3 separate regions of the Homo sapiens genome follow, and regions 2 and 3 are each linked to region 1. Evidence: read pairs that join two places in POLR2A ChIA-PET (ENCODE). Cell type or tissue: Panc1. All regions are shown on one strand. Each heading gives the region's core, and the rest is flanking DNA. Links, peaks and the distances in the headings are about the cores only. Region 1 has its middle 51 kb from the start of PTPDC1. Region 2 overlaps PTPDC1 (protein tyrosine phosphatase domain containing 1). Region 3 overlaps LOC124902216 (a long non-coding RNA gene).

Region 1 (6,785 bases), core at 1,043-6,042:
AAGTTACGGGTTAATATCACAAGGTTTACCATCCAAGAACACAATGGTTAGGTTTTAAAACATGACAAAAAATTAATCTAAATAAACCCACGCATATATGTTCAATATTTGACAAAGGTGCCAAGAGTACATGATGGGGAAAGGATAATCTTTTAAATAAATCGTGTTGGGAAAACTAGATACTTACATGAAAAAAAATAAAAGAAACAAACAGGACTCCTATCTTACACCACTTACAAAAATTATATAACTCAAAATGGATTAAAGACTTAAATCTAACACCTAAAGCTGGAAAACTCTGAGACAAAAACAGAGGGATAAAGCTCTTTGACATTAGTCTTGGCAATAATTTTTTGGATGTGACACTAAAAGCAGTCAACAAAAGCAAAAATAAAAAAGGTCTACAACAAACCAAAAAGATTCTGCACAGCAAAGGGAAGAATCAACAAAATGACAAGACAACCTACAGAATGGGAGAAAATGTTTGCAAACCATATATCTGATAAGGGATTAATATCCAAAATACATCAGGAACTCATACAACTCAGTAGCAAAAAAAAAACAAAAAAAAAAACAAATAATCCGATTAAAAATGGGCAAAGGACCTGAACAGACATTTTTCCAAATAAGACATACAAATGGCCAACAGGTACATGAAAAAGTGCTCAACATCACTAATCATGAGGGAGTGCAAATCAAAATCATGAGGAGATATCACCTCACACCTGTTAGGATGGCATTACCAGTAAGTCAAAAGATAGGTGTTGGCAAAGATGTGGAAAAAGGGGAAACCTTGTGTCCTGTTGGTGGGTATGTAAATTGGTATAGCCATTACAGAAAACAGTATAAAGTTTCCTCAAAAAATTAAAAATAGGACTACCACTCTATTCGGCAGTCCCACTTCTGGGTATTTACCCAAAAGATTTGAAATCAGTTGAAGAGATGTCTGCATGCCCACGTTTATTGTAGCAGTATTCACAATGGCCAAGTTACGGAATCAAACTAAGTGTCTATCAACAGATGAATGGATAAAGAAAATGTGGCATATATACACAATGGACTACTATTCAGCCTTAAAAAAGAAATACATTCTGACATTTGCCACAACGTGGATGGAATAAGAGAACTAAGAGACCATTATGCAAAGTGAAATAAGCCAGGCACAGAAGTACAAATACCACATGTTCCACTTATATGAGGAATCTAAAACACCTGAACTCATAGAAGCAGAGAACAGAATGGTGGTTACCAGAAGCTGACAGCTGGGAGGAATAGGAAGATGAAGGCAAAAGGGTACAAAGCCTCAGTTAGACAAGAAGGATAGGGTTTTTAAAAATTGAGATCTATTGCACAGTGTGGTGAATATAGTTAATAACAGTGTATTACATTATATTGCAAACTTCTTGGGAAACAGTATTGGGAACAGAATAAAATAAAAACACAGTCACAACACCAATTAAACAGGCAATTTAATTCCTAAAACAGAAGACTCAAGGAAGTGGAGAAAATGTAAATTCCTAGAATCTTTTCCACCTAAGAGTTGAATTATAAGGTATAAAGTAAACATATTACTATTGACTGCAAAGGCATGATTCTAAATGAATCATATACATTTTAAAATTGATAAATTTCAAATGTTCTCATCACAAAAAATAAGTACGTGAGGTGATGAATATATTAATTAGCTTGACTTAGTTATTCCACATTGAATTAAACCACAGCATCATTTTGCACCCCATAAATATATACAATTATAAACTGTCAATTTAAAATAAAATTTAAAAAATTCAGAGAAACCACTGAGAAAGATTATTGGGGGCACAATTTTCTAATAAAGTGTCCATATTAATTGTTCTTATACAGAATGATTTCTAAGAAAAATGACATCATAATTTCTTAGAAGTTAAGCAGAAAAATTACCAAAACATTGATACTTTAATGGAAGAAATGTAAATTACATCCCTTGGATAAACTGTAAAACATTTCAGACCTAGGAAATCTTTAACTGTGTTCTCATTTATTTTCCTTAAATCTCTGTTTTCTTTTCTGTTTGTTTGGTTTTTTCTGAGACAGAGTCTCACTCTATTGTCCAGGCTGGAGTGCAGTGGCATGATCTCGGCTCACTGCAACCTCCGTCTCCCAGGTTCAAGCAATTCTCCTGCCTCAGCTTCCTGAGTAGCTGGGAGTACAGGTCTGCATTACCACACTCCACTAATTTTTGTATTTTTAGTAGAGATGGGGTTTCACCATGTTGGCCAGGCTGGTCTTGAACTCCTGACCTCAGGTGATCCACCCGTCTCAGTCTCCCAAAGTGCTGGAATTACAGGCGTGAACCACTGTGCTTGGCCACAAATCTCCCATTTTCTGACACAGCCTAATTTCAAAACCTTAATTAAGACTTAAGAGTTTAAGATAATTTCCTAATATTTTTTCACAAATTTAAACTCAGTGAGGAACATATTTTCTTACCATGTTAAATTCACTGACATTATTCAGTTTTACTGTTTAAGCATTTATCAAAATCTGTAATTACTTTATTTGCTTACTATCTTTTTCTTATATAATTTATTTTAGGTTAGGGACCTTGTCTGTCTTCTTTACAGTTATATTGTCTACATCTACTATACTGCCTGGCACATGATAAGTGTTCATAAATATCTGCTAAATTAACAAATGGATGACTTTGGTCATAGAGAGCAAAACCTGATAAGAAACTAGATAGTCAATTTGCCCTTAGTTTTCTCAGCAAAGTTTTTTAAAAAGATGGCCCACTATTTTTTTTATGAATTTTTTTATGTCTCACATACAGTTAAGTGCTCCAGAAAATGCATCTTTTTGGAAATCAAAATGATCTTAAATATTACAGCAGGATAGGAACTCATAAATTTGCTCTAAAGAGAGTGAGAGAGGAAAAAAACTAATATTAATAGAAAATAGTTGTGCTTAGCACTCTACTAGGGCTTTACACATGCTGTCTCATATAAATGTCACAACCCTGGAGGCACTGTCCCCATTTTAAAGATTAGGAAAGTGAGAATCAGAGAGGAAGAACTGAGAATCAGAGAGGACGTCACCAGCCCGAGGTCACATAACTAGAAAGTACTGGAATTGGGATTAGAACACCGGTTCTTCCTTAAACACACTTTATTTCCTGTACCCCATGTTGCCTCCACAGAAACCAGAAAAATGAAATACAACTTTTTCAGTAACAACACATGAGGTACGTGAAACGATCCAGATAATAATTGCAAAGAAATGTTTTGATTATTCAACTTACATCATTTTTAGAAAAAGAAATATATAAGTAACTTATATAAAACATGATTCTGAAGAAACATTTCGATGTATACATTTTCCCATCCTCTATACTGCTTAATTTAGAACAAAGAAAATGTCTGGACTTTGAGGCAGTTGTTGGTTTTGAAAAAGGACGTGCAGGCTGGGGACGGTGGCTCATAGCTGTAATCCCAGCACTTTGGGAGGCTGAGGCGGGAGATTACTTGAGCCCAGGAATTCAAGACCAGCCTGGGGAACATGGCGAAACTCCATCTCCATAAAAAATACAAAAAGTAGCTGGGCGTGGTGGCACACAGCAGTAATCCCACCTACTTGGGAAGCTGAGGTGGGAGGATTGCTTGAGCCTGGCAGGTTGAGGATGCAGTGAGCTGAGATTGCACCACTGCACTCCAGCCTGGGCACCTGAGCGAGACACTGTTTCAAACTTAAAAAATAAATAAATAAATAGAGAAAAAGAAAAAGGATGTGCTTTTAAGAGAACTGTGAGGCCAGGTGTGGTGGTTCATACCTGTAATCCCAGCACTACAGGAGGTCAAGGATTAATTTAAGCCCAGGAGTATGAGACCAGACTGGGCGACAGAGTGAGACCCCGTCTCAAAATAAATAAATAATAAAACTTTAATAGTAACTTTCAAATAAATGCCTTGAACCTAGTTTTCAAGGAGGATCAGAATATCACAGAAGGAAGCTCATTTTAAAAAAGCAAAGCAAAATTGTCAGGACTGTCTCAAAATGAGAGCTGTTCCACAGGATAGGGTGCTGTCTCCTAAACCTTGGTTTCCTCCAACAAAAGATTTCCTTCCAAAGCTTGAATGGTCACTTGTCTGGAAAAGGAGATGGAATCTCTGTTTGGGAGGAGAAATTTGAGCCCCTTGGGTACAACCCCACGAAGACTTTGGGATTGGGTGGGAAATTAGACTAGAACAATTGTTCTTAAAATGGTCCCTGGGTCACCAATATGGGAATCATCCTAGAAGGGTGTGAAAATGCAGATCCTCCAGCCCTGTCCCTGATACTGAATCCTCATTTCTGGAGTGGGAGCTGAGATTTTGCATTTTTAAAAAGCCACAAGGTGGAATTCTTGTGCACTAAGAGGTCTGGACACAACTGGACAAGCTGGGAGCCAACAGGATGAGTGGGTGGTTTTGGAGCCACATAGACTTGGATTTAAATCCCAGTTCTTCCATTTAATATTAATAGCTCTGACTGTGACACGTCACCCAAACCCTCTGAGCTTGTTTTCCCACACAGTAAATGAAACGACACTTTGTTGTGGAGATCAAATAAAATTGTGTGGACATATGTATGTGTGTATATATGTATGTACCTGTACGTGTGTGTGTTAACAGTGCCTGGCATGGAACATTTATAAGATGACCTCTCGGAGTTTTCCGGTTCTCAATCTATGAATGCTAGTATGTTTTAATCCTTCCACATACATAACTATCGCAGGATCATCTGCTTATCCACCTCCCTAAAGCAGTGTTTCTCAACCTTTTCTTGATTTTCCCCCTCTCCTCCCAGGAGACGTTTTAGACATTTTATTTCCGAATCTGCTAACCCCATAAAATTTCAATGACATAGGTATAACGTATATCTGCTTGTTTTGAGGCTCTTTGGAAGGCCACAAAGGACGGTAATATCTACGATCTTTTTTCCCCCTAAGAACATGAGCAATATCACCCATGTTGAGAATGCATGTCCGAGAGATAAATGACTTGGTCAAGGTCACGTGACTAATTTAGTGGCAGAATTAGACCTAAATTAGAGGTCACAAACTGGCAGACTAGAACCAGCTTATAAATGTCTTTTGCTTGGCTTCCAGTGTTTCTTCTTTTTTTTTTAATTGATTGCCAACATTTACAAATCAAGAGATTTCACATAAAAATCCCGATATTCAACTTCTCATGAAAAATCTGAGATCGCTTCCAGCGGCAGTTGAGAGGCACTCGCCACCCCAGAACGTGGGGGTTCTCCCAGCATCTCCCAGCCTGGTCCCTGCAGACATCTGAATGTGAGACCCTCAAATCCAAGACCTTTAAACTTTAGTTTCAAGCTCACGACCCTCAGTGATTTGCCTCCACCACGCATCACTTAATATCTAGACGTTTAAAAAAACAAATCTGAAAGAACCATACTGAGTGTGCGGCTAAACTAGCTGCGAATTCCGAACCTTTTCCCGCTCGAGATTCCAAGCCCTCGGCGCCGGCTGGGGTCAGCAGGACGCGCCGTCCGTGTCACAAGTCGTCTGCGGTCGGCGGACCAGGGCGCGGCCGGCCCGGAGACGCTGCCCCGCGGAGGGTCTGTGGGTAGCGGGCCCGAGGGCAGCCTCTGCGCACCCTCACGGCGCGGCACCGATCCCTGCTGCTCCCGACGCGCCCTGGAGGCAGAGGGGTCCCAGCCCAGCCCGCCGGACAACGTCCTGGGGCGAGCGCCTGGGCTGCTCCCCGTGGCGGGGCGCCCCTGCTGAGGCCGCGTCCCCGGCGCTGCCCTCAGCGCGCCCGCCCGCCAATGTCAGCCGCCACACGCCGCACGTGACGTGTGCTGGCCAATGGAGGCCTGAAGCGGACCGTGACGAGAGCGGTGGCTCTGGGCATTTTCGAACGGGCGCGGGCGGTGAGGGAACCGTGAGGGACGCTGAGGGGATGGCGCGGGTGCGGAAAGGGGACCCTAAGTAAGGGGACGGCGTGAGGACGGCTAGGGGACGGCGCGAGCCAAGAAGGACGGCGGCGGAGCTGGCTGCAAGCGCTCCCCGGCCACAGGGTCGAGAAGAGTGAATGGAGGAAGAGCCAGGAGAGCCCTGGAGCACCGCGGACGGAACCCAGCGACTGGCCGCCTCTCCGGGCGCGCTTCCTGTGTTGTTCCTCCTGCTTCTACTGGTCCTATCGTCCCAACTCTTACGGCGTCGCGGCCCCAGGTGGTTCGTCGCGGCCCCAGGTGGTTCAGAGAAATCCGAGGAGCAGAATCTGGGTGAGAGCAAGGCCCAGCAGTTTACAGAGTGGCTGACGGGGTTTGCCTGCGTGTAACAGGAACCCCCAGATTCCAGTATCCTAAACCCACGAGGGGCTTTTCCCCTCTCCCATAAAAGAAAGTGGGAGGAAGGTACCTAAGGTCGTTCGGCTCTGTCATCCCTACACCTGGCTTGTGTCCACCAATTTGCCTTATGGGCCAAAATGGTAGTTGGAGCTCCAGCCATCACATCCTTATTTTAGAAAGGGCCTTTCTGGAAGTCCCACACAAAACCTTCTAACTACATCTTACAGACTCGAATTTAGTATCATGACCTCTCAGAGCTGGAAACTGTAATCTTAACTTGGCACATTGATGCCCTTAAAAATCTTTCCAAAATGAAGGGAAGAATGAATTTGATTAAGCAACTAGCAATCTGCTGCATCTTGTTTTTTCACCCTCGCAAGTGGTCTTGGGTCTCATGGCTCAGTAGAAGTAAGTCCTTCCCCTGCATGTGCAGAACAACTCACTAGGCAAAT
Region 2 (6,785 bases), core at 1,177-6,176, 62 kb before region 1:
GCAGATTTAAATGAAACCATACAAACACCCTGTGTTTTTTCTATAACATCAGGTTCGCATCAGAGACGAGAAACCTGAAGTTAGAAAGTATTATGCAAACGTATCTTCACATTTCTATAATAAATAAGTTTGGGAAAATGTATCACACTTTTGCCCTGACATAAATATTTCCCACATATCTATAATTAAATTAAGTACTAATAATACCTGCCACATTTCTACCTTCCTTTTTAGTTCCTCCTTTTCTACAGATTCATTTAAATTTGCTAGGGCTTTGGCCGCCAGTATTCTTCTTGCCTCAGCACTCAATTCAGACTGTAATGCAGAGTGTGAAGCTGCTTCAGACAGATCTTTACTGTCCTGGGTTTCATGTTCAACCAAGAACTGTGCTTTGGGACTGGAGCCACAGTCCAGAGGGCTTCGGGGTGTCCTGCTGTTCTGCCTGACAGAGCCAGGGCTCCCAACACCATGAGTTTTACACTGACAGTGAGACACTTGCTGGTGAGCAGGGTTTGGATCCTTATGGACATTTGCAAAGCTGGGTGAAACTGGCTCCCCAGGGCTGTGTGAGCCTGAAACATCTGCAGAGAAAGCTCCACTCTGCTGTGCTTCCTTTGGAATGATCCTTCCATGGAAAATTGGTGACCCATTATCTTTGAGTCCTTCCAGGCCTCCAAACTTTGACTGACTCCAGAAAGAAAGTGTGCTGCGAACCAAGGCTTCCTTGTGTAAGTCTGGTTCTGGAGACTGTGGGATGTAACAATGGCTTATGAGCTTCTGCTGCCTGGGCTTGTGGCCAACCAAGATCTGGGCAGGCACTGTCTGTGGAGTCTCCCCTTGCTCCAGGAGGTTCTCGGCCCTCTTTAAATCTGAGTCACTGTAGCTGAGCCGCCTTTTCAGATGAGTCAGGGGTTGAAGGCACTCAACATTCCGCCTTTTCCAAAGAGGGTCAAACTGTTGCTCATTGGAGAAAATCATGCCTCGATTGTCAAAATCTGCTGCCACTGCAGTGGGGTTAGGCGGGTTGGACACATCACTGTCATGCCTCAGTAACTCTTTATCCAGCTGCATGGTGACCATCTCAGACATTGTCTTTTCTATTTCAGCAGAGAGACCAGGTCCTTCGGACACATCCTTCATCATCACTGGCCTGTTCTCCGCTAAGTCCAGCAGCAATTTGCAAACTAGGTGGATAATTTTTGGCACGTGTTTCAGAAGTCGTGCCTCATAACCATGAAGCAGATGACGCTGGCGAATTAGATATTGAGGTAAGGTGACAGCATGTGCTTTGGGATCACAGCAAGAGAATATATTGCGGAGAGGAGTTAGAAACTGAGTAAATTCCCTTACACAGAGGAGCTGTCCTCTGGTTTGTATGGAATTGGGTCGCTTTGCCCGCACAAATATAATTGCTTGGTCAGCAGTCATTCTCGTTGCAAAAACTAAGTAACAGGCTATTAAAACACCTAAACAGTGAAGAAGAGAAGACTGGTATGAGAAAAGCTTACATTTTTATTTATTTTATTTATCACTCTTTGATGATTTACAATTTGAATATGTGTTAAGAAACCATATAAATAGAGACACATTTTAAGGACAATTATGATGATAACTTTGTGACTTTTTGTAGAGGTGTTATTTTGCACGTTCCTTACTGCACAGAACTTTATTAAATGTCTATGTGGCACCGCCTCCCCATGACTGAGTCATCTCAGTAGCCCAGAGCTGTGCCAGCACAGGCACAAGGTAGGTGAGTAAGTGTGCAGGAGGGAAGGGAAACTGATCATCTGGCCCATCTATCCTCCTTGTTCTACTTAACTCCATCAGAAGAAAGCAAATCCTGTTTCTATTTTCCACTCTGAACAGTTCTTGAGAATTTCCATCCAATCAATCCATACACTTTGTGTTTGGAACCTCCCACCCTGCTATCTTTGCCATCAACTGCTGGCACATCCCAGCTTGGCACTCTCCCTACCACGGCAGTTTCTTCTTTAGGGATTATTCATATTTGCAGCCTACTTTTCTTCTTGGCAATTCTTTTTCCAGATTGTGCCTATACTAATATGTGTTTTCCTTCAGACCATGATATAATTCTATTTTTCCATAAGCAATTATGGAAAATTAAGCAATCTTAAGGAAGCCAGGCTTAGTGGTATAAACATTAGGTATTCTTACTAACATCTAATTAAAAGGAATAACTAGTAAGGTTATTACTAGTTAAAAGGTAATAATTAATAAATTAATTCAAATATAACAGTCAATTAATATTAAAGTAAAAGGCAAATCAAATACACCTGTGTGATCCCCAAGTTTGTGAACATCTTGTTACATATGAAAATCAGAACCTCTGAAAACTGCATGCTCTCCAGTTCACAGTCGGTAACAACATACCTTTCTCACTAGGACACAGAAGATCTTAGTATAAATGTAAAATGTCTGCAGAGCTATCATGTCAATGTCTAGAAACAGTGAGATTTTGGCTTGATCCTAAGAGCTACTAATCTCAAGCAGAGCTGAGTCCCCTCCCCTGCGCATGCTTCCAGGTATGTGGCAGATCCCCTGGCAGGAGCACAGGTACACTGCGGACAGAGCTGAGCTGCATGTGGTTGGATCAGATGACAATGAAAATTTCAGCCCTACGGCCTTCATTTTTGCCCCAATATCAGCACTGTAATGAAATTCAGCTGAATGTTTTAAGTAAAATCACTGACTTTTTAATAGAATTCTGGGCACAGATAGACTCTTCTTCACAAACAAAATCCTTATACCTCCAAAAATGGAAAGCACATGAACTCTGGAGTCAGACAACCATGGATTTAAAGTGTGGCCCTGGCACTTACTAAATGTAGCAAATTACTTCTCTCAAATTGCAGTTTCTCCAACTCACATTGTTGCTAAAGACTTTAAAATGATATATATACGGTCATTGTAACTACCTGTTTACGGTATTTCAAATATCTTAAAATTTTTTTTGATTTAATTTTTAATGTTAACATAATAATTATACATATCTATGGGGTATATAGTGATGTTTTAATACATATAATGTATAGTGATCAGATCAGTGTATTTAGTATACGCATAATCTTCAACATTTATCATGCATTTGTGTTGGGAACATTCAATATCCTCCTTCTAGCTATTTGAAACTATATATCATTTTAACTATAGACACCCTACAGTGGTACAGAACACTAGAACTTATTCCCTTCTTCCACCTGACTCCAAAGCTTTGATAGGATTCTGAGAAACATTTACCCTCAAATTAGGAAATCTTATTCCTTTTATGTTTAAATATGCCTACAGGCAATAAACCACCTCTTAGGACCTACCTGTTCGACCAAGCCCTGCATGACAATGGATAGCTACTTTTCCTTCCTGTAAGGCAAATGTCATCACCTTCACCATATCTAGGATAGTAGTAAGAGACGCTACACCATAATCCTTCCATCCGAAATTGTAGAAGTAAACTAGGAAAAAAGAAAAGGAAAAGAAAATCAACATACAGGAAATTAATGAAAGTACAAACACTAATGAAAAGTACACAGATCTACACTGAGACTGAGGCATGTAGATCTCAGTGCATACACTGCATAAAATAAGAGGGATTTTACATTCCCAGTAACTTTACTGTTAACATTTACTCACAAAGCACATTTTATGTTACTTAAGACATTTCCTGAGGGGAGGAGCCAAGATGGCCGAATAGGAACAGCTCCGGTCTACAGCTCCCAGCGTGAGCGACGCAGAAGACGGGTGATTTCTGCATTTCCATCTGAGGTACCGGGTTCATCTCATTAGGGAGTGCCAGACAGTGGGCGCAGGTCAGTGGGCGCACGCACCGTGCCTCAGCCGAAGCAGGGCGAGGCACTGCCTCACTTGGGAAGCGCAAGGGGTCAGGGGGTTCCCTTTCTGAGTCAAAGAAAGGGGTGATGGACGGCACCTGGAAAGTCGGGTCACTCCCACCCGAACACTGCGCTTTTCGGACGGGCTTAAAAAACTGCGCACCACAAGATTATATCCCGCACCTGGCTCGGAGGGTCCTACGCCCACGGAGTCTCGCTGATTGTTAGCACAGCAGTCTGAGATCAAACTGCAAGGCGGCAGCAAGGCTGGGGGAGGGGTGCCCGCCATTGCCCAGGCTTGCTTAGGTAAACAAAGCAGCCGGGAAGCTCGAACTGGGTGGAGCCCACCACAGCTCAAGGAGGCCTGCCTGCCTCTATAGGCTCCACCTCTGGGGGCAGGGCACAGACAAACAAAAAGACAGCAGTAACTTTTGCATACTTAAATGTCCCTGTCTGACAGCTTTGAAAAGAGCTGTGGTTCTCCCAGCACGCAGCTGGAAATCTGAGAACGGGCAGACTGCCTCCTCAAGTGGGTCCCTGACCCCTGACCCCAGAACAGCCTAACTGGGAGGCACCAGCAGGGGCACACTGACACCTCACACGGCAGGGTATTCCAACAGACCTGCAGCTGAGGGTCCTCTCTGTTAGAAGGAAAACTAACAAACAGAAAGGACATCCACACCAAAAACCCATCTGTACATCACCATCATCAAAGACCAAAAGTAGATAAAACCACAAAGATGGGGAAAAAACAGAACAGAAAAACTGGAAACTCTAAAAAGTAGAGCACCTCTCCTCCTCCAAAGGAACGCAGTTCCTCACCAGCAACGGAACAAAGCTGGATGGAGAATGACTTTGACAAGCTGAGAGAAGACTTCAGATGATCAAATTACTCTGAGCTACGGGAGGACATTCAAACCAAAGGCAAAGCAGTTGAAAACTTTGAAAAAAATTTAGGAGAATGTATTACTAGAATAACCAATACAGAGAAGTGCTTAAAGGAGCTGATGGAGCTGAAAACCAAGGCTCGAGAACTACGTGAAGAATGCAGAAGCCTCAGGAGCCGATGCGATCAACTGGAAGAAAGGGTATCAGCAATGGAAGATGAAATGAATGAAATGAAGCGAGAAGGGAAGTTTAGAGAAAAAAGAATAAAAAGAAATGAGCAAAGCCTCCAAGAAATATGGGACTATGTGAAAAGACCAAATCTACGTCTGATTGGTGTACCTGAAAGTGATGTGGAGAATGGAACCAAGTTGGAAAACACTCTGCAGGATATTATCCAGGAGAACTTCCCCAATCTAGCAAGGCAGGCCAATGTTCAGATTCAGGAAATACAGAGAACACCACAAAGATACTCCTCGAGAAGGCAACTCCAAGACACATAATTGTCAGATTCACCAAAGTTGAAATGAAGGAAAAAATGTTAAGGGCAGCCAGAGAGAAAGGTCGGGTTACCCTCAAAGGGAAGCCCATCAGACTAACAGCGGATCTCTCGGCAGAAACCCTACAAGCCAGAAGAGAGTGGGGGCCAATATTCAACATTCTTAAAGAAAAGAATTTTCAACCCAGAATTGCATATCCAGCCAAACTAAGCTTCATAAGTGAAGGAGAAATAAAATACTTTACAGACAAGCAAATGCTGAGAGATTTTGTCACCACCAGGCCTGCCCTAAAAGAGCTCCTGAAGGAAGCACTAAACATGGAAAGGAACAACCGGTACCAGCCACTTCAAAATCATGCCAAAATGTAAAGACCATTGAGACTAGGAAGAAACTGCATCAACTAACGAGCAAAATAACCAGCTAACATCATAATGACAGGATCAAATTCACACATAACAATATTATCTTTAAATGTAAATGGACTAAATGCTCCAATTAAAAGACACAGACTGGCAAATTGAATAAAGAGTCAAGACCCATCAGTGTGCTGTATTCAGGAAACCCATCTCACGTGCAGAGACACATAGAGGCTCAAAATAAAAGGATGGAGGAAGATCTACCAAGCCAATGGAAAACAAAAAAAGGCAGGGGTTGCAATCCTAGTCTCTGATAAAACAGACTTTAAACCAACAAAGATCAAAAGAGACAAAGAAGGACATTACATAATGGTAAAGGGATCAATTCAACAAGAAGAGCTAACTATCCTAAATATATATGCACCCAATACAGGAGCACCAAGATTCATAAAGCAAGTCCTGAGTGACCTACAAAGAGACTTAGACTCCCACACATTAATAATGGGAGACTTTAACACCCCACTGTCAACATTAGACAGATCAACGAGACAGAAAGTCAACAAGGATACCCAGGAATTGAACTCAGCTCTGCACCAAACAGACCTAATAGACATCTACAGAACTCTCCACCCCATATCAACAGAATATACATTTTTTTCAGCACCACACCACACCTATTCCAAAATTGACCACATACTGGGAAGTAAAGCTCTCCTCAGCAAATGTAAAAGAACAGAAATTATAACAAACTATCTCTCAGACCACAGTGCAATCAAACTAGAACTCAGGATTAAGAATCTCACTCAAAACCACTCAACTACATGGAAACTGAACAACCTGCTCCTGAATGACTACTGGGTACATAACGAAATGAAGGCAGAAATAAAGATGTTCTTTGAAACCAACGAGAACAAAGACACAACATACCAGAATCTCTGGGACGCATTCAAAGCAGTGTGTAGAGGGAAATTTATAGCACTAAATGCCCACAAGAGAAAGCAGGAAAGATCCAAAATTGACAACCTAACATCACAATTAAAAGAACTAGAAAAGCAGGAGCAAACACATTCAAAAGCTAGCAGAAGGCAAGAAATAACTAAACTCAGAGCAGAACTGAAGGAAACAGAGACACAAAAAACCCTTCAATAAATTAATGAATCCAGGAGCTTGTTTTTTGAAAAGATCAACAAAATTGATAG
Region 3 (6,785 bases), core at 1,084-6,083, 52 kb after region 1:
CATATGAGTACATGTGTCTTTTTGGTAGAATGGTTTATTTTACTTTGGGTATATACCCAGTAATGGGATTGCTAAGTCAGATAAGAGTTTTATTTTTAGTTTTTTTAAGGAATCTTCAAACTGCTTTCCACAGTAGCTGAACTAATTTACATTTTCCTCAACAGTGTATATGCATTCCCTTTTCTCCATAGCCTCATCAACATAATATCTTTTGACTTTTTAATAGTAGCCATTCTGACTGGTTTGAGATAATATCTCACTGTGGTTTTGATTTGCATTTCTCTGATGATTAGTGAGGTTGAGCATTTTTTTTCTTATGTTTGTTGGCTGCTTGTATGTCTTCTTTTGAGAAATGTCTGTTTCCTTTGCTCACTTTTTAATGGGGCTATTGTTTTTTGCTTGTTTGTGTATATTCCTTATAGATTCTTGATATGAGACCGTTGTCTGACGCATAGTTTGTGAATATTTTCTCTCATGCTGTAGGTTGTCAGTTTACTAAATTGATAATTTCTTTTGCCATGCAGAAGCTCTTTAGTTTAATTAGGTCTCATCTGTCTATTTTTGTTTTTGTTGCAAATGCTTTTGAGAACTTAGTCATAAATTATGTCCCAAGGCCAATGTCTAGAAGGGTATTTCCTAGGTTTTCTTATAGGATTTTAATCTTTTTATGTATTACATTTAGGCATTTTATCCATCTTGAGTTAATTTTTGTATATGGTGGCATGTAGTTGTTCTATTTTTATTCTTCTGCATGTAGTAAGCCAGTTATTCCAGCACCATTTATTAAATAGGGAGTCCTTTCTTCATTGCTTATTTTTGTCAACTTTGTCAAAGATCAGTTGGTTATAAGGGTTCAGTTTTATTTCTGGGTTCCTATTCTGTTCTGCTGGTTTATGTGTCTGGTTTTTTGTACCAGTACCATGCTGTTTTGGTTACTGTAGCCTTGTAGGATACTTCGAAGTTGGGTAATATGATGCCTCTCACTTCATTCTTTTGGCTTAGGATTGCTTTGGCTATTCAGGCTCTGTTTTAGTACCATATGAATTTTAGAGTAGTTTTTTTCTAATTCTGTGAAAAAATGGAAAAAATGACATTGGTAGTTTGATAGGAATAACATTGAATCTGTAGATTGCTTTGGCTTTATGGACATTTTAGTAATATTGATTCTCCCAATCCATGAGCATGGAATGTTCTTTCATTTGTTTGTGTCACCTGTGATTTCTTTTAGCAGTGTTTTGTAGTTCTACTTGTATAGGTCTTTCACCTCCTTGGTAAGATATATTCCTAGATATATTAGTTCATTTTCATGCTACTGATAAAGACATACCTGAAACTGGGAACAAAAAGAGGTTTAATTGGATTTAGAGTTCCACATGGCTGGGGAAGCCTAAGAATCATGGTGGGAAGTGAAAGGCACTTCTTACATGGCAGTGGCAAGAGAAAAATGAGCCAGAAGCAAAAGCAGAAACCCCTGATAAACCCATTAGATCTCATGAGACTTTTTCACTGTCACGAGAATAACACGGGAAAGACCAGCCCCCATGATTCAATTACCTCCCCCTGGGTTCCTCCCACAACACATGTGAATTCTGGGAGATACAGTTCAAGTTGAGATTTGGATGGGGACACAGCCAAACCATATCACTAGATATTTTATTTTTTGTGGCTAGTGTAAATGGAATTGCATTCTTGATTTGACTCTCAGCTTGAACATATTGGTGTACTGAAATGCTACTGATCTTTGAATATTGATTTTGTATCCTGAAACTTTACTAAAGTTATTTATTAGGTCTTGGAGCATTTTGATGGAGTCTTTAGGGTTTTCTAGGCATAGTGTTATTTCACCAGCAAAGAGACGTCATTTGACTTCTTTTCCTATTTGGATGCCTCTTATTTCTTTCTTTTGTTGATTTCTCTGGCTAGGACTTCCAGTACTATATTGAATAGGGGTGGTGAGAGTGGGCATTCTTGTCTTTTTCCAGTTCTTAAGAGGAATGCTTCCAGCTTTTGCCCATTTAATATGATGTTGGTTGTAGGTTTGTCATAGATGGCTCTTACTATCTTGAGGTACGTTCCTTCAATGCCTAGTTTATTGAGGGTTTTATCATGAAGGGATACTGGGATTTATTGAAAGCTTTTTCTTCATCTGTTGAGATGATGATATGGTTTTTGTTTTTAATTCTGTTTATGTGGTGAATCACATTTATTGATTTGTGTATGTTGAACTAACCTTGCATCCCGGGAATAAAGTCTACTTGGTCATGATGAATTAACTTTTTGATATGCTACTGGATTCAGTTTTCTAGTATTTTGTTGAGGATTTTTGTGCCTATGTTCATCAGAGATATTGGACTGTAGTTTTTGTTTATTGTGTCTTTGCCAACTTTTGGTATCAAGATGATGCCAGTTTCATAGAATGAGTTAGGGAGGAATCCCTCTGTATTAGTCTGTTCTCCCATTGCTGTAAAGAAATACCTGAGACTGGGTAATTTATAAAGAAAAGAGGTTTAATTGGATCATGGTTCTGCAGTTTGTACAGGAAGTATAGTGGCTTCTGCTTCTGGGGAGGCCTCAAAAAGCTTCCAATCATGGCAGAAGGCAAAGAAGGAATGAAGCACTCCACATGGCCAGAGCAGTAGGAAGAGAAGAAAGGGGAGGTGCCACACACTTTTAAACAACCAGATATCATGAGAACTCACTCACTCTTGTGACCACAGCACCAAGGGGGGATGATGTTAAACCATGAGAAACTGCCATGATCTAATCACCTCCCACCAGGCTCTACCACCAGCGTTGGGGATTACATTTAAACATGAAATTTGGGTAGGGATACAGATCCAAACCATATTACCCTCCTTCTTGATTTTTTGGAAAAGTTTCAGTTGGATTGGTACCAGCTGTTCTTTGTACGTGTGGTAGAATTTGTCTGTGAATTCACCTGGTGCAGGGCTCTTTTTGTTGGTAGGTCTTTTATTACTGATTCCATCTTGGAACTCATTATTGGTCTGTTCAGGGTTTCAATTTCTTCCTGATTTAATCTTGGGAGGTTGTATGTTGCCAGGAATTTATCAATTTTCTTTTAGTAATATTTTTTTTGTGCTGGAGAGGGCAAAGGTATACCCCATAATGAAATACATGCAACCAAAATCTTCCCTGTATTCAAGGCTAACTTTAAATTTTTGAACATCAAGACCTCAAACAAGGAACAGACCTGTGCCTAAATAACTATAGTATACACACCCTTCAATAAAGCAGATGAAAATCTGAATCCTTAGTTCAGAATCCCTGAACTAAGAAGATTTCAGGCAGAAGAAATTTCCCACCATGATACATGCAAATACCTTATCGGAAAAGGGCATGTTCACCTCTGATACCACACCTACTGTATTTAAACCTCACAGCAACTCCACGAAATAAGTTTCATCAGTAATGCCATTTTACAGAAAAGGAAATTGAGGCATAGAGAAGTGAGGTGAAATAATTTGCTTGAAATCACCAAAACAACAAAGTAGCATTGCAGAAATTTTATAGCCAAACTAGTCTGAGTTTGACACTACCACTTATTAATGATATAATCACGTATTAGTTTCCGGTGGCTGCTGTAATGATCTACCACAAACTGGGCAGCTTAGAACCACAGAGTGAGTTTATTCTTTTACAACTCTGGAGGCCAGAAGTCTGAAATGAAAGCACCAGCAGGGCTGTGCCCCTTCTGCAGGGTCCAGGGCAGGATGGATCCCACTCTTTCTCCTTAGCTCCTGGTGGCTGCTGGCACTCCTGGGCATGACCTGGCTTGCAGCTTCATAACTCCATTGTCACATGGCGTTCCCCCCGTGTGTCTCTCCTTATGTGGCACTTTTCTTTCTGATAAGGATACCATTCATATTGGATTAGAGCCCACCCGAATGTCCTCATCTTAACTTGATTACATCTGTAAGACCCTATTTCCAAATAAGGTCATATTCACAGCTACTAGGAATTAAGACATCAGCCTATCTTCAGAGCAGATTACGATTCAGCCCATATCAAGCACCACAGAGCCTTGATAATAGGTCTCCCCTCCCTAAATCTCACATCACTCATCTACGTTCACAGTCCCTTGGGGCACCTCCTGTGCCAGACCCCACAGCCAGCCAAGTGCAGTCCCTGCCTCCATGAGGTTTTGGTCAAATGGGAGGATGCACATTAAATGAGTAACGCTCAAGGAAACGTGCACATGCAGACTGTGGTGCATGCTGTGAAGGAATATACATGGGACAGAAAACCTGCCCTTTGGACTGGGGTCTAGAAAGCCTGCCCTGAGGAACTCACACTCCAGCTGAGATAGGGAGGCCCTGCCAAGGGAGAAATGCAGGCAGGAGGGGAGAGCAGATGCACATTCTCAGGGAGGGAAAGAGCTGCTGACTAGAGGGCAAGAAGGGGCCTGCATGGCCGGAGCTTGGGGACAAGAGGAGGGGTGCCGCAGGGGAGGCAGCTAGGCCTGTGGCCAGTAGGAGAGAATGCTCTTGGAAGCTAGAAGAGGCTTTTAAACTTGGAGCAACAGGATGCAGACCAGGATTTAGGGAAATGGGATGTGGAGCAGAGTGGAGACGAGAGTAAGTGGGCTGTTGTGGAGGCTGCAGGAGTTCAGGGAAGGGTGGACTGGGACAGCAGAGTGAGTATGGGGGCCAGGAGGGAGTTTGAGGTGACAGCCACATGGGTTGTAAGGGGGCTTAACAGGAGGAGCAGCCTGCAGGTCACTGGGGATCCCGAGGAAGCACTTGGTCAGTGGTCACCCCTTGTTCTAGATCTGATGCCAATGAGCTGGGGGCCTCGGCCAAGGGACTGCACCTAATGGGGCTGAGTTCCACTGACTGTCACACCACTTTGCATTGGGCCTGGCATTGGGGGAGCCCTTGTACCTGCTGCACCCACTTGCCCTCCGTACCATCACCAGATGGCCTCCAGAGTGCTGTTATCTGTGTGCACAGTGGGGAGGGCCTGGGGTCCACTTGAGCCCTTGCCCTAGTGCTGCACGAATGAAATATTCCTCCTTATTCCTGGAGGCCAGTGCTTTCCAGACTTGGCTGACTATAAATGTCACTCTAGCTACTTGTGGAAAATGCAGACTCCCTGGGTCCCCCACTGGATGTTCTGAGTGGAAGATTTGGGAATCCATATATCCAGCCAGCATCCTAAGGGTTCTTACGAGAAGGCCTTCTCCTAGCCTGAGATGGCCTCACTGCTGCACAAAGTGATATCCCTTGGTGAAACTCACTGTGGCCAAAGCCGGGTGATCATCTGTGTGGCTGGTTGATTTGTGTCTTTTCAGCTGACAGTACCCCAGGGAAGCAGCACCACCCTGTCTCACTTGTGTGTCCTGGTGACTGCAGATGAGCTCATGAGAGCACGAATGAATGAATGGCTTCCCAATGAAGCATGTCCCTCAGGGCAGAGTAAGGAAGAGAGGTGGTGACAATGGGCTCAGGACCAGGAGAGGGTGAGCTGGGAGGGTGCTGTCAGGAACAATGTTGTAAATATCAGGACCTGGAGAAGACTTAAAGCAACATTGCTCAGGCTTGCATCATGCACTGTTTGGCACATGTGGGGCAGAGAAGCTCTGGGATAGAGCTGAATGCTCTGGGGCATGGGGTTCCCCCTGTCTGGGTTGGGGCAGGGAGCATGGGAGCAGCTTAAGGTGAGTACATACTAGAAGGATGAGGAGGAATTTTCCAGGCGAAGGCATGCAGGATGGGCATTGCCCTGGCCCAGGGAATAGTCTGGACAAAAGTTCAGAGGAGGGAAGGAAGGAGCATGACAGCTAGGAACTTCAGCTTGCTCGATGGTAGGACTGGGACCCCTGCCACCCACAATTTTTCTTTTTGCCTTTTATTATGCAAATTTTCAAACAGAGAAAAGTGAAAAGAATAGTACCATGAACAGTCATCTCTACCTAGGTTTAATAATTGTTAATAGTTTGCTTTTTCTCTTTTTCTGTTTTGCAGAGCCATCTTAAATTAATTATGGACATTGAAACCCTTCACTTTTAAACATAACCCCGATTATCACAGCTTAAAAAATTAGCAGTAAAACCTGAAGAGCACTCCTACCTGGTTCTTTTGGTTAAGGCCTGGCAGGAAGCAGGTGGTGTGCTGGAGCCAGGCCATCAGGGAGAGAAGAGTAAAGGACAATTGACAAGGATGGACAATTAGGGAAATAGTTGTCACCAGCTATGGGCTTGCAGGGCAAGAGAAAAAGTTGGCTGGAATTCAGAGAAGCAGCTGGATGGAGCCTGCCAGCCGCCTGCCTGGAGCAGTGGCTTTTGGTGGAGGCACAAAATCCACCTGAGCACCTGCGAGTGCAAGAGAAATAAACCCCCATCCTCTCCGTCTCCCAGGGGCTGCCCTCCTCCAGGTGCACCCATCAGCCAACCCACTGGAAACAAGGCTTCTGCTAACTAAGGTTGAACAATGGTGCCAACATCTCAGTGGCTTCCAGCAGCATCTGTTCATTCTTTCCCTGCTTCCATGTTGACTGTGGATTGGGCAGTCCTCTTGTCTGGGACACACCAAGACCCACACCTCGGGTCTTAAAGCTTCTGTTAGGAAGTGGTGCCCATCAATTACACTCATATCCCACTGGCCAAAGCAACACACACAACCCAGCCAGCTGTCAGCAGGACCAGAGGTAAGACCCTTTCTCATGGCAATAGGTAGGGTTGTAAATTCTGAGTGTGAGGAGAAATGAATATTTGGAAAAATACAATTTGTTCAGCTGGGAGCCTGATGATGTATTTTATAGAGGTC

What was found. ChIA-PET counts read pairs that join two places held together with the same protein. Peaks named below come from ENCODE experiments on the same cell type or tissue, not always from the same donor. Only the 100,000 strongest peaks of a DNase experiment are listed, where the experiment ranks them.
Region 2: POLR2A ChIA-PET joins it to region 1 with 5 read pairs; 3 of 35 experiments call an interaction of 5 or more read pairs at or near these places.
Region 3: POLR2A ChIA-PET joins it to region 1 with 7 read pairs; 2 of 35 experiments call an interaction of 5 or more read pairs at or near these places.

What each region holds. Positions count from the first base shown.
Region 1 is chr9:94,029,813-94,036,597 of GRCh38, reverse strand. It overlaps a transcript of PTPDC1 not described here. Among named protein-coding and RNA genes, the nearest start is that of PTPDC1, 51 kb to the left of the region's middle. RefSeq lists a silencer at 5,507-5,926 and an enhancer at 6,197-6,246. In Panc1, for the core only: no CTCF peak of the experiment used is centred there; a DNase peak (open chromatin) is centred at 5,864; H3K4me3 peaks cover 1,764 bases; H3K27ac peaks cover 1,384 bases.
Region 2 is chr9:94,092,002-94,098,786 of GRCh38, reverse strand. It overlaps PTPDC1 (protein tyrosine phosphatase domain containing 1), which reads right to left. Exons shown (of 9, transcript NM_001253829.2): 5 at 3,333-3,470; 6 at 208-1,466. Among named protein-coding and RNA genes, the nearest start is that of PTPDC1, 11 kb to the right of the region's middle. RefSeq lists an enhancer at 3,821-4,573. In Panc1, for the core only: no CTCF peak of the experiment used is centred there; no DNase peak of the experiment used is centred there; H3K4me3 peaks cover 373 bases; H3K27ac peaks cover 529 bases.
Region 3 is chr9:93,977,498-93,984,282 of GRCh38, reverse strand. LOC124902216 (a long non-coding RNA gene) reads right to left here. Exons shown (of 3, transcript XR_007061672.1): 3 at 3,629-3,864. Among named protein-coding and RNA genes, the nearest start is that of BARX1-DT, 25 kb to the right of the region's middle. RefSeq lists an enhancer at 4,257-4,756. In Panc1, for the core only: no CTCF peak of the experiment used is centred there; no DNase peak of the experiment used is centred there.